2 separate regions of the Mus musculus genome follow, and region 2 is linked to region 1. A link is a contact called in ENCODE Hi-C or POLR2A ChIA-PET data. All regions are on one chromosome and are shown on one strand. Each heading gives the region's core, a stretch centred on a gene start or an enhancer-like site at or near the end of the contact. The rest is flanking DNA. Distances are from core to core; before and after follow the strand shown.

What was found. Hi-C counts contacts between places; a loop is a spot of excess contacts on that map. ChIA-PET counts read pairs that join two places held with the same protein, here RNA polymerase II (POLR2A).
Region 2: a map of v-Abl transformed pro-B cells shows a loop between it and region 1 (3-fold over the local background). The contact joins the promoter of Cdk1 here to the enhancer-like site in region 1. A Hi-C loop is called at or near these places in 1 of 37 maps with a recorded cell type or tissue (v-Abl transformed pro-B cells). POLR2A ChIA-PET finds 5 or more read pairs at or near these places in 1 of 5 experiments (Patski).

Annotation. Positions count from the first base shown.
Region 1 is chr10:69,256,080-69,261,975 of GRCm38, reverse strand. All of the region lies in intron 4 of Rhobtb1 (Rho-related BTB domain containing 1), which reads right to left. Among named protein-coding and RNA genes, the nearest start is that of Rhobtb1, 46 kb to the right of the region's middle. Within about 2 kb of position 2,800, at least 1 of the 3 ENCODE cell types and tissues checked has a DNase peak (open chromatin) inside an H3K27ac peak, as active enhancers do.
Region 2 is chr10:69,349,778-69,355,673 of GRCm38, reverse strand. It overlaps Cdk1 (cyclin-dependent kinase 1), which reads left to right and starts at 2,762. Exons shown (of 8, transcript NM_007659.4): 1 at 2,762-2,838; 2 at 5,516-5,578. The coding sequence starts at 5,542.

The DNA of each region.
Region 1 (5,896 bases), core at 1,551-4,050:
CCAGTGTGCTCAGCTCAGGGTGGATCTTGTGCAAGACTAACATTCAAACTTTAGAAGAAGCCCCATGCCGTATTTTCCTAAGTTCTGTATTGGACATCCATCTTCTCATTGTCTATATATTTTCTTGAGACTTTTTACTCTGTGTTCAGTATAAGCTACCATTGCTTCTACCTACTTAACATTTCTAGGAGGGACCTCCTCCCCACCCCCGTGACCTTTACACAGGTAGGGGTCATAGTCATAGCCAAACAGGCTTTCTTTGCCAGGATATAGGAATCTGCCTCTATCCAAGATTGAAGCAAGGAGATCCTGACTTCCACTCATGGGCCTTTGAGCTCCTGTTCCCCACCGATAACTGAGGTAGGTTCTTTCCAGCAAAATTTCCGAACCATTCACATTGACCACACACCTCTCATGCATTATACTTTGACAGTGTTATGCAAACAGACACATTTTTGGGACAGCGCAGGGAACATGGTGGAGGGTTTGGAGCATGTGGCCCTGGGTTTTAGTAGGGGTGCAGCCTGGGTATATGAGATGCGGAGGGAGTTGTCAGAGATGGTGCACACGACGGGGCTGGAGATGGATGGCTGAGGAAGCTTGAACTCATGGAGGATGGACAGGCCTGTTGGGGGGGCGGGGGGAGCGCCTGGTTGGGGGATCTGGGGAGAGCAGGGCTGAACCATGCAGGGCCCCAGATGTGAGCGGAGAAATCAAGCCAATACTTTACCAAGAGCAGTGAAGCTTCTTTAAGTACAGATGTTATGTGGGGGAAACTGTCAAAACATCCTGAAATATATCCAGATTTGGGAGCAATTAGCATGCGTGGACTACTTCTTCTTCCGAGACTGTCAATGCAGTTTTACCAGGACGTGACTGTTGTTAAATTGGCTCCCTCCACCCAACAGAAATTTGGCTAAAACAAGGCATGCTCTTAAGAGTGGGCAAGTAGCATCCATAGCCCACCAGTGTTACCAGGGACTGCAGACAACGGTAGAGTTTCAAAGATGGCCAGTTCCTCCACCCTCGTACACATGGTACATCAGTCAATGGCCATACCAACCAAAGTGACCACTATTATCACAGTTAATCTTGATCACGACTGAGGATTTAGAACAGCCTGCAGCACACACCTTTAGCTGTGCCAAATGTAATTGAGGAAAATACGTAATAAAAATAAATAAATAAATGGTAAAAAAAAAATAAAGAGTAGGTCTCTGAGTTTAATTCGGGGAAGGCCCACCCTGAATATGGATGGGGACTGGGGCCCCAAACCAAATAAACCAGAGAAAACGAGCTGAACACCAGCATTCATCTCTGTCACCTGACTGTAGACATTCTTGTCGCCACAGTTTGAGCTGCCGCAAAGCTGCCACGGTGGACTGTGTCTCCAGACTGTGAGCCCAAACAGGCCCTTCCTCTGTTAAGTTAGTTTCTGTCAGTAGTTTTGTCGATGCAGAGAGAAAGAGGCGAATGCAGCTACCATCGATCAGACCCCTGTCCCCTCGCCCCCACGACTTGTTCTACAGAGGTGGTCTTACACTTCACGCAGTCATTACCAGAAGCAGAATGAGTGAAAAACCCATCAGCCTATTACAACAAATGGTCTCAGCAGCTTCACTTAATGCCTGGCCGACAGACCAAAACAACCAAACCAAACCAAACCAAACCAAACCAAACCAAACCAAACCAAACCAAACCAAACCAAAATCCCCCTTGATTGGCAGGGGGAGGGAAGCCTAAGCAATGGCGTCTCCCAACCCCCAACTGTTTTGCTCTCCGGTCTCCTTTTCTGTTCCTCAAAGCTAAAACCCAGAGAAGCATGCTTCCTGTGCCGGGCGGAAAGGTCAGCAGCAGATCCAGGAAGTCCTCTGTGTCCTTGGCTGTGCTGGTGGGAAGTGTCTGGGATTAACGGCCAGAACTCTTAGGAGGTGAAACTGTCAACCAGCCACCTTTTCTGAGCATTGATACAAAAGCGAGATTTTTGCCTCGGTTTCTCAGCAATCCTCTTGAGTCTGTGAGGTCCACGGGGCTTGCTTGGTGCCTCATCCTGTGTCCGTGGGCAGTTATCTCACCATCCCTTCCATACATAGCAGTGGGTGACAGCCCACTGCATACCAGGCTCTCTTGGAGACATTGGGGACAACTGTCCTGGCTGTCTATCTTCTATCTATCTATCTATCTATCTATCTATCTATCTATCTATCTATCTATCTATCTATTTATTTCATGGATAGGCACAGCTAGAAACAGAGAACTGGATGCTAGGTAAAGAGCCAATCAGAGCATGGAACAGAGAAAAGGGGGCGGGGGCAGAGCTGCTCAAGGTGAGATCTTTGGGGAGGGTCTCTCTGGGGTTGATGGTCCAGAAATAACTGAAGGAAGGGAGGGGCCACACATGCCGCTGTGGGTACAGAAGAGTTCAAAGCCACAGCTAGGGCAAAGATGAGGCCCCAAGGCAGGATACTCCCCTGAGGAAAGAGACACATTGCTAGTGTACAGTGGGGAGGAGGAAGACAGAGAGGAAGCAGACCACAGAGAGGCTGAGGTGGGAGGACTCTTAGGGGTGGGTGGCTTTGACTTTTGCGGAGTTGGTGGAGTATACTTTCTAGTTGAATGAGCTAATCTCATTGTTAGGATAGTTATCTGATTAAACAGGTGATGGAGTGCCCAAGGGCCAGGGGTCAGGAAGGGAAAGTACAAGGAAAAATCAGGGGACTGGAGAAGAGGCAGAACCCAAGGTCGGTGGTGACATCCTTGCTTGGCCTTGGGAGGAGAACACAGTGCAGGTGATATGGGGGACTGCAGAAGGTTGTGCCGACATGGCTTGCATGGTCAGGTCCAGGATGGGGCCAAGTGGCACAAAAATATGCCTGGCTTTTACTCAGCAGGCTTACCATAGCACTGTTATAATGTGTGCTGCTAACTGTTCACAGTGCAAGGAGCTAGCCCATTTTCAGGATTCCCCACACCGTGTTTACTAGATTGATTTTTTTTATCTCATTAAAAGGCCTGTGAGGTACCCAAGAACACATTACTACGGGTACACAGATGTCTGCAGACGTTGAGTCTAAAAGAAATGAAACTAGGCTAATGAAGTCAGGCAGGGGATCGGCTGGAGTTTTTGTAAGGAATGAGAACAGAATGTGAGTCGCTACAATTTGTCAGATTATTGTTCCTGGAAGCCCGCCATGGGATGTCTTGGGGACATGAGCAGAGGTTAGCCAGTTAATACGCTTTCTTAAAAATTACTTGAATTCGTCTGATAAATCCGTTGGCTGCTTTCCTAACTCCGGAGGAACAATGGCTGCTTCCAGGAGTGAGATTCTCTCCAGAAGCCAAAGAAATACAAAGAAAGGGAGCAGGTTGTTTTTTGGATTAATTTTAGATTACAACTAGATTAAGGCTCAGGGATGCCCTCAATTACAAAGACTGTCTTGCTTTTAAACACACACAAACACACATACACATACATCATTACAGACAGACCATCTTGCTTTTAAACACACACAAACACACATACACATACATTACAGACAGACCATCTTGCTTTTAAACACACATATTCAAACACACACACCACAGGCAGACATACAACACACACAGACAGGCACACACACATATACCACATGTAGACAGCCAGAGAGACAGACACACAAAAACCACACATACCACAGACAGGCACACACAAATATACACAACCACATGCCACACACACACACACACACACAAAACATACACAGACATAGGCACACACTCAGACACAGACACACACACACATACAAGTAGATGAGTCTGAAGCCAGTGCAGTAGATTTAAGAGACAATTTCCTATTTTCTCTATTTTATTTCTCTTCCTACAGCCTAGACATGTGTCCTTTATGCAGTTTCCTGCCCTGGGGCAGAGTGTAGCGCAGTTCCTGGCTCACTTTAGGAATGTGTGTCAGGGGTGACTGGTATTAGGAGTTGCTGGTCGGTTATCGAACTTACCAAGAAGAATATCTGAGAACATTTTGTGTAGCAGGCAGGACCAACTGGACAAATAATGGAAACGTCTTTAAAACCCACCCAGAAAAATACCTTGCAGGTGGCAGTCGGTAATTTTTCCTTTTGGCTCACAGCTGTGTCCAGTGGTCTGTAGTTTCTGAAAGCTGGTTGTAGAATGACTGACCACAGGGTTATTCAACAGTTTCCTGCCTTTGACCCAGCTAATTCGAAAGAAAAAGCACTGTGGCCTGGAAACTATTTCCTCACCAGAAAACCCCAAAACAGAACAACCCAAAATTGGTGGTTTTTTTGTTTTTGTTTTGTTTTTCTTTTTAATTCCTTTTATTCCATATTGAAAATTCAATGTTGGGGCTGGAGAGATAGCTCAGCAGTTAAGAGCACTAACTACTCTTCCAGATGTCCTGAGTTCAATTCCCAGCAACCACATGGTGGCTCACAACCACCTGGAATGGGATCCGATGCCCTCTTCTGGTGTATCTAAAGACAGCTACAGTATACTCATATATATAAAATAAATAAATCTTTTTTTAAAAAAGAAAAGACAATGTTGCAAATTTGACCCCTTTGGTAAAGCTTGCTGATAGTAAAGGAAAAAAAAAAAAAGAAGAAGAAGAAGTCCAAAGACTTCTGTTCTCTCTGTCAGTATCTTGACTGTGACACTCTTGGAGCTTCTCTTGGTTCTAGCTACTTTACTGGTCAAGCTACCGGGTGACAGCCTTCCCGACCACGTGGCCATTATTATCTCTGCTCATTTGCACCTTGACAACTGTTGTAGAAATTATTCTAACAAGATCCAGAGAAGTGACACCCAGGAAAGAAGTAACCTTTAATTGGAAAAATCATCTATATCGATGGCAAAATCATCCCTATTCATAAAATAATCCTCTAAGAATATTCCCAAGGACCATGATGCTAGCCAGTTGACTGCATGACTGCAGGCACGATGTGAGTAGCCACTTGGTGCTCCTGTGCTTTCCCACTCAGGTGGGCTGCATCCTTTCCTCAACTGTGTGAGCCAAAAGAAACGTCTCCCTTCCTCAAGCTGCTCTTGTTAGCTTATTTGTCTCAGCAGTGAAAGATTGAACCCTTCCATCTTCTCTAGGTGACCAGCTCATAGTTTGTAGACTTCAATGGGGTCACATAATATCTGCACTTGGCTACTCACTGCCCACTGACCGGAAGTTCTCACTCTTGTCTTTCCCTTTTTGTGAGGCTTGGGAAAGAATGAGGTGACAGTCTTCACCAGCAGTGCTGGGTGACATTCTATATAGCCTCCCCTTTGCTATCTGGTGTCTGTTTGTAAAGCCTGCTGTCAGGGCTAGGGGACTGGAGCAGAGCACGGATCACCTGTATCTGGATACAAAATTCAGAGAGTAACCAAAATACTCAGCAACCCAGATTATTAATATATTTTTTTAAAAATTAAAATAAACCCACGATCAATAAGGCATCCGCATTTTAAACAAAGGCTAGAGCCGGGTGTGGTGGCGCATGCCTTTAATCCCAGCACTCAGGAGGCAGAGGCAGGCGAATTTCTGAGTTCGAGGCCAGCCTGGTCTATAGAGTGAGTTCCAGGACAGCCAAGGCTATACAGAGAAACCCTGTCTCGAAACAAAACAAAACACCCCCCCAACAAAACAAAACAAACAAACAAACAAACAAACAAACAAACAAAATAAACAAAGGCTAGATCAGGAGCAGAGCCCCAGTGAGCTTGAGGCAGAAGAGAGAGAGAGAGAGAGAGAGAGAGAGAGAGAGAGAGAGAGAGAGAGAGAGAGAAAGCAAACTAAAGATGACTCTGTCCCTAAACCTATATTTTCAGTCCAAGGTACTCATTCATTTTGTCTTGTCCTGACCTCAGCCAATCTTCTCCTGACATATCTGTGGCA
Region 2 (5,896 bases), core at 1,513-4,012, 94 kb before region 1:
ACTGTGAAAGTGACCAAGGACCTAAGACTAGGTAAGTTATGGACCTAGGGGGAAACCAAATACTATTATCCTGCTAAAGGAACATAGCAATAAAATGACTGCTAATAGCATACTTCTATACACATAGATAAGTGCCTAGCTCAACCCACATCAGAAAAGCTTCTTGCACAGAATGGGGAGATGGAGTTAACACAGAGACTCACAATTGGACAATGTGGCCATAGTGAGAGACTTTGGAGCACCCAGTCCTAAATGAGATGTGTTCATCAGCCCCCATAGCCTCAAGGCTCACAGATCTATACGGAAGAGGAGGCAAAAAGATTGTAAGAGTCAGAGGAGATGGATGACTCTAAGGAAACCATGTCTTTGAGACTCACTTGGACTCACAGAGACTGTGGAAGCACACGCAAGACCTGCATAGGGTCAAGCCAAATAGAGACCCATCACGGAGTGGGGGAAGCAGACATGGGCTCCCATGCGATAAGCTAGTTTATTCTTCATTCTGATGCAGGTCTTCTAGCCTGTATTAGTCTTGTCTAAGAGGATATGATGTGCCTTCCTCCTCCTATGAAGTCCAGGCAAAGACAGCTGCCATCCTAGACTGCCCCTCATTATCCTCAGCTCTGTCATGCTGCTTCACTTTTTTTTTTATTAAAAAGGGTTTATTTTAATTATGTGTGTATGTCTGTGTGTGTGCACATGTGTGTGTGTGTTGTGTGCATTCGAGTACCTATGCAAACCTATGGAGATGAGAAGACAGAGTGGACTCCCTCAGAGCTGGGGTTACAGGCATTTACAAGGATGCTGGGTTTGTTTTGTTGGTGGAGGGATCTGAACTCCCATCTTCATGATTGTGCGCAAATGCTCTTAATGGCTGAGCCATCTCTCTGGTCCCACACCACACTGCTTCATTTTCTTGAGGAGTTGAGAATCTTTTCAAAGTGGAGCACAGCCTCTTTGAAGGATGTGGTCTGAGGGTGGTGGCAAGATAGAGCTTTTGGTGTTGACTTAGAGCCGATAAAACAGATGACATTTTGTTTGTTCATAGATTTGTGAAGGTTTGATTTCTAAGGAATATTTAACATTTAAAAAAAAGATTTATCTATTTGGTATACAGTATTCTACACACATGTATGCCTGCACACAAGAAGAGGGCAGCAGATCTCATTATAGATGGTTATAAGCCATCATGTGGTTGCTGGGAATTGAACTCAGGACCTCTAGGAAGAGCAGACAGTGCTCTTAACCTCTGAGCCATCTCTTCAGCCCAATATTTAACATTCTTATGTGGAGATATGTCAAAACATTTAGTGTGTTATCATTGTATACATAATGAATACATAAGTGTATAATCACAGAAACAGGCTGGCATTTTTTCTTTTCAGTTTTGAGGGTGTCTTTCAGTGTTTCATTGGTTCCTATCCTCTTGTCTTCTTAAGGTACTTTAAATGTGATCCTTCTGCTGGCTGCTAAAAACTCATTGAAAAAAACATAATCTGCAGGAACACGGGAGAGCTGGAAAATACATCAAGTTACCTGACACAGACATAGAGAGACAGACACTTCATGTTCTTTCTCATAGGCGGATCCTAGCATGTAATGTTCATATGTTAGTGTGTATATAAGGTTCCAACTAGAAAGGAAAGGCTGCCCGAGTGGGGGGGGGGATTAGAGTCATGGACATGGTGATAGGACACAGAGGGCTATGGGCTTGGGGGCGTGCAGTTACGAGGTGCGGGGACTAGGGTTACTGGGAGAAGGGATGAGAAGAATTAACACAGACCAATATTGTCTGAAAATTCCATAGTGAAACTTAATATTATATATATACATATATTAAAGGTGTGTGCCACAATCCTCAGATATATATATATATATATATGTATATATATATATACACACACATATATACACACACACACACATATATATACACACATACATATGTAAACTAATATATTATATATTAATATTATATATTATTTATATTATCCCAGCTTAATATAGAATTTTGAAAGGCATAATCATAAAGTAATTTTAAATGTTAGCAATAGCCAGGTGGTGGTGGCAGCACACGCCTTTAACCCCAGTACTCTGGAGGCAGAGGCAGGAGGATCTCTGTGAGTTCAAGGCCAGCCTGGTCTACAGAGCAAGTTCTAGGTCAGTCAAAATTACACCCAGAAACCTTGTCTCAAAACAAAACAAAATAAAAGTAAGAAACTCTTTTTTTTTTTTTTTTTTTTTTTTGGTTTTTCGAGACAGGGTTTCTCTGTATGTGTAGCCCTGGCTGTCCTGGAACTCACTCTGTAGACCAGGCTGGCCTCGAACTCAGAAATTTGCCCTGCCTTTGCCTCCCGAAAGCTGAGACTAAAGGTGTGTGCTACCACGCCCAGCTAATAACAAGCTCTTGATGTAGTGGTACTGTCACTTTGGTGGCTGGCTATCTAAATTCAATGCATTTGAATTGTGTTAGTCTTGGAGGGAAATTACACACAGAAAGGTAGCTGGAGAAAAAAGAGAATAGATTAGACTGTCCAGAAACAACAGGACGATATTGGAAGGAAAACAGAGCTCAAGAGTCAGTTGGCGCCCGCCCTCCTGCAATTCCTCTGGCCGCGGTTTCCGCTCCCTTTCGCGCTCTGCGCTCCCAGGCAGCCCCGCCCAAGCGTAGCTCAGCTCTGATTGGCTCCTTTGAACGTCTACGTGCAATCGGATTGGCGGATCCCGGGAGCTTTACCGCGGCGAGTTTGAAACTGCTGGCACTCGGCCTCTAAGCTCCTGGAGTTGCTGCGTCCGCGCAGTCCGGAACTGCGGTGTGGCCCCAGCCGGGACAGAGAGGTATGGCGTGAGTCGGACTGGGTGCAGGCTGGGCCTGCGGGGGCTCCACGGGATCTGGGGGTTCCCCCGGGGAAGGGCAGGACATCCATGTGAGCCTGGGGATCCCTTGTGGACGGGTAGGGCCTCCACGTGAGATCTTGGTCTCCTGTGGACGGGTAGGGCCTCACCTAAGTCCGGGATCCCTTATGGTCGGGCATGGCCTCCCTGAGCCCGGGGTCTGGGGTACCCTATGGATGAGCATGTCCTCATCTGAGGCCAGGGTCCCCTATGCAGGAGCATGGCCTACCTGAGCCTGGGGACACTATGGAGGAGCAGGGCTCACCGGAGCCTGGGATCCCTATGGGGGGGGGGGGCAGGGCTCACCCGATCCAGCGGTCCCTTATGGAAGGGCAAGGCTCACTTGAGCCCCGGGTCCTGCGGACGTGCAGGCCCCTACGCGAGCTCCAGGTTCCTGCAGACTGGATGGGCCTCGCTGGAGTGGGCCCGGGTGTGGGCGGGGTGCCAAGTTATGTCCCAGGCCCTGTTGGCTGCCAGTGTGGAGCTGGGCTGCACCAGGCCAGCTGCCTTCGGAGGCCTTAAGTCGGTACTGCCGGAGAAACAGACCCGTGGTCGTTTAAAAAGCTTATTCCTACCAAGGTGCAGAACCAAGAAAGTGTAGGATCGTTTATTTTTAGTTGCCTGTGCTAAGGCCACAGACTGTACCCAGGCAAAGAAGGAGAGAGAGGGAGAACCGCGGATGCCTTCGCGTCCTTGATCGTCTTAAAACATAAATACCGATGAAGGTTCTGATGTGCGGGCCACCATCGCCTGCCCCCAACTTGGATACACTGGGCAGCTTTTAACAGCAGGCCCGGGAGACTGGAAAATGTTGGAAGGAAATAAGCCCAGCTTTCAAGACATGTTAACTCTTTGCTGTCTGTGCAGAGGTGGTTGAAACGTTTAATGCTCTATAGTTATATTAAGTCTCTGTATTGAAGAAAGGGGGTTGGGGGGGGATGCGTTGAAATTTCCTAAACATAATCTCCATAGTTGAGAGTCAATCTTATGTGTCTGAGAATCCCCAGGGTTCAGTGGGATGCCTGGCAGGACCCTTGGACGGGTTTACATTTTCCTTCTGAATTTTTATCTGTTGAGCCGCTGCCTCCTTGTGCAGTGCCAAGAGCTGGGATTCCTGGCTGTGCCCCCACACCCCATGGAGTTGATTTTACTGTGGAAAGAGATCTGTAAGGAACAGCTCACGAGAGGTCAGCCATTCCTTGATGCTCATTCATAAGGATCTTGTCACCCGTGGCAGAGGGCTTTCAAGGAGAAGGCACACCTTTTTCCTACCATTCTTTGTGAGCCAAGAAATTGTTTCTCCCTTGTTCGTGATATTTTTCAAAGCATGATTAGCAAACACACTGTCTTAGCGTTGTTGGGATGAAACACCATGACCAAAGCAAAGGAACTTGGGAAGGAAAGGGTTTAGTTGTCTTGTACTTCCACGTCACAGTTCGGCCTCAGAGGAAGTCTGGACAGGAACCTGGAGGCAGGAGGCCATGGAGGGGGCTGCTTCCTGCCTTCTTTCACATAGCTTGCTCAGCCTGCTTTAAGAACACAGGACCCTATATGCCCACGGATGACCCCACCCACAACGGGCTGAGCCCGCCCCCATCAATCTCTAATTAAGAAACTGACCTAAAGACTTGCCTCCAGCCCCATCCTATGGGAGCATTTTCTTAACTGAGGTTCTCTCCTCTCAAGATGACTTCAGCTTGTGACAATGTGACCTGGCCTAAAGCTAGCCAGCACAGCACAACACCTTCCATTCTTTCTTCTAAGGTGCTTATGGACATTTCTTTCTCTTTGAGTACCTTGAGTGGGATTGTCTGTGGCTGCTTTTGGGAAGCATTCAATTGAATGATTTTTGTTTTTTGTTTATTTCCCCCGAGACAGGGTTTCTCTGTGTAGCCCTGGCTGTCCTGGAACTCACTTTGTAGACCTCGAACTCAGAAATCCGCCTGCCTCTGCCTCCCAAGTGCTGGGATTAATGGCATGTGCCACCACTGCCTGGAGAATTGAATGCTTATAAGGTAAACAGATGCTTTTATTAAAAACAACAACAACAACTGTTATTCCTAGTGGTTGGACTTTACAGTTGTACTTTGTTTCCTTTTGAAACAGTGTTGCAGCGAACGAGGCCACAGGTTGGCCTTGAACTTGTTCTTCCCTGTGCTAGGATTACATCGTGCACAACTTCCTTCTCGCAGACTCTTATTATTTTAAGAAAAACTAAAACAGTACACCATTTTAGTACGGTAGTAGTGTGCTGAAATTCAGCCCTGGGGATCAGGGCCTTTTGCTTTTTTTGGTAAATTTTGAGACATAGTGTCACTAAGTTGCTTTAGCTAGCTGTGTATCAGTCTCCACAGTGGCCGGCTTGACAGGCCTGCTTGCTTTGTGCATGTGAAGGGGCTAAGCCCTTGGCTGTGTAGAATATACAAACGCAGTGTCTGAGAAGGCTCAGAATGGCTCACTTGCAAGAACAGCTAAACCCTAACAAGACCATCTGACCATCTGGGATGACTGACGTTTGCCGGCTACGCGGGAGGCCCTGGAAAAGATGTCTTCCAGATGATGCTTAGACTGTTTTTGAGTTAGTAGCACGGAATCACAGCACTGTTTCCCCTCATTTTAGGGTCCGTCGTAACCTGTTGAGTAACTATGGAAGACTATATCAAAATAGAGAAAATTGGAGAAGGTAAGTGGTTTTAGCAGAATGTTTTTTGAAAAGAAGATAACAATGCTACTGTGGAACACAGAAACCTTTACTGAGTGCAGTCGTAGATGCATCTGTACGCGTGCGCATGAGTGTGCTGTGAGAGTTGGTGTTTGTGGCCTCCTAGACAGGATCTGGGATCACTCTGAGCACACCTGTAGGGGATTGTCTTTGACTCTATTAATTGACGTGGGCAGGAACCTCCCCCAGTGTGGGTGCCTTCCTTGCCTGAGATCCTGGACTGTGTGACTGGAGAAGGGTGTCAAGCCACAGTGAACCTCACTCTCCCACTGCCTGTGC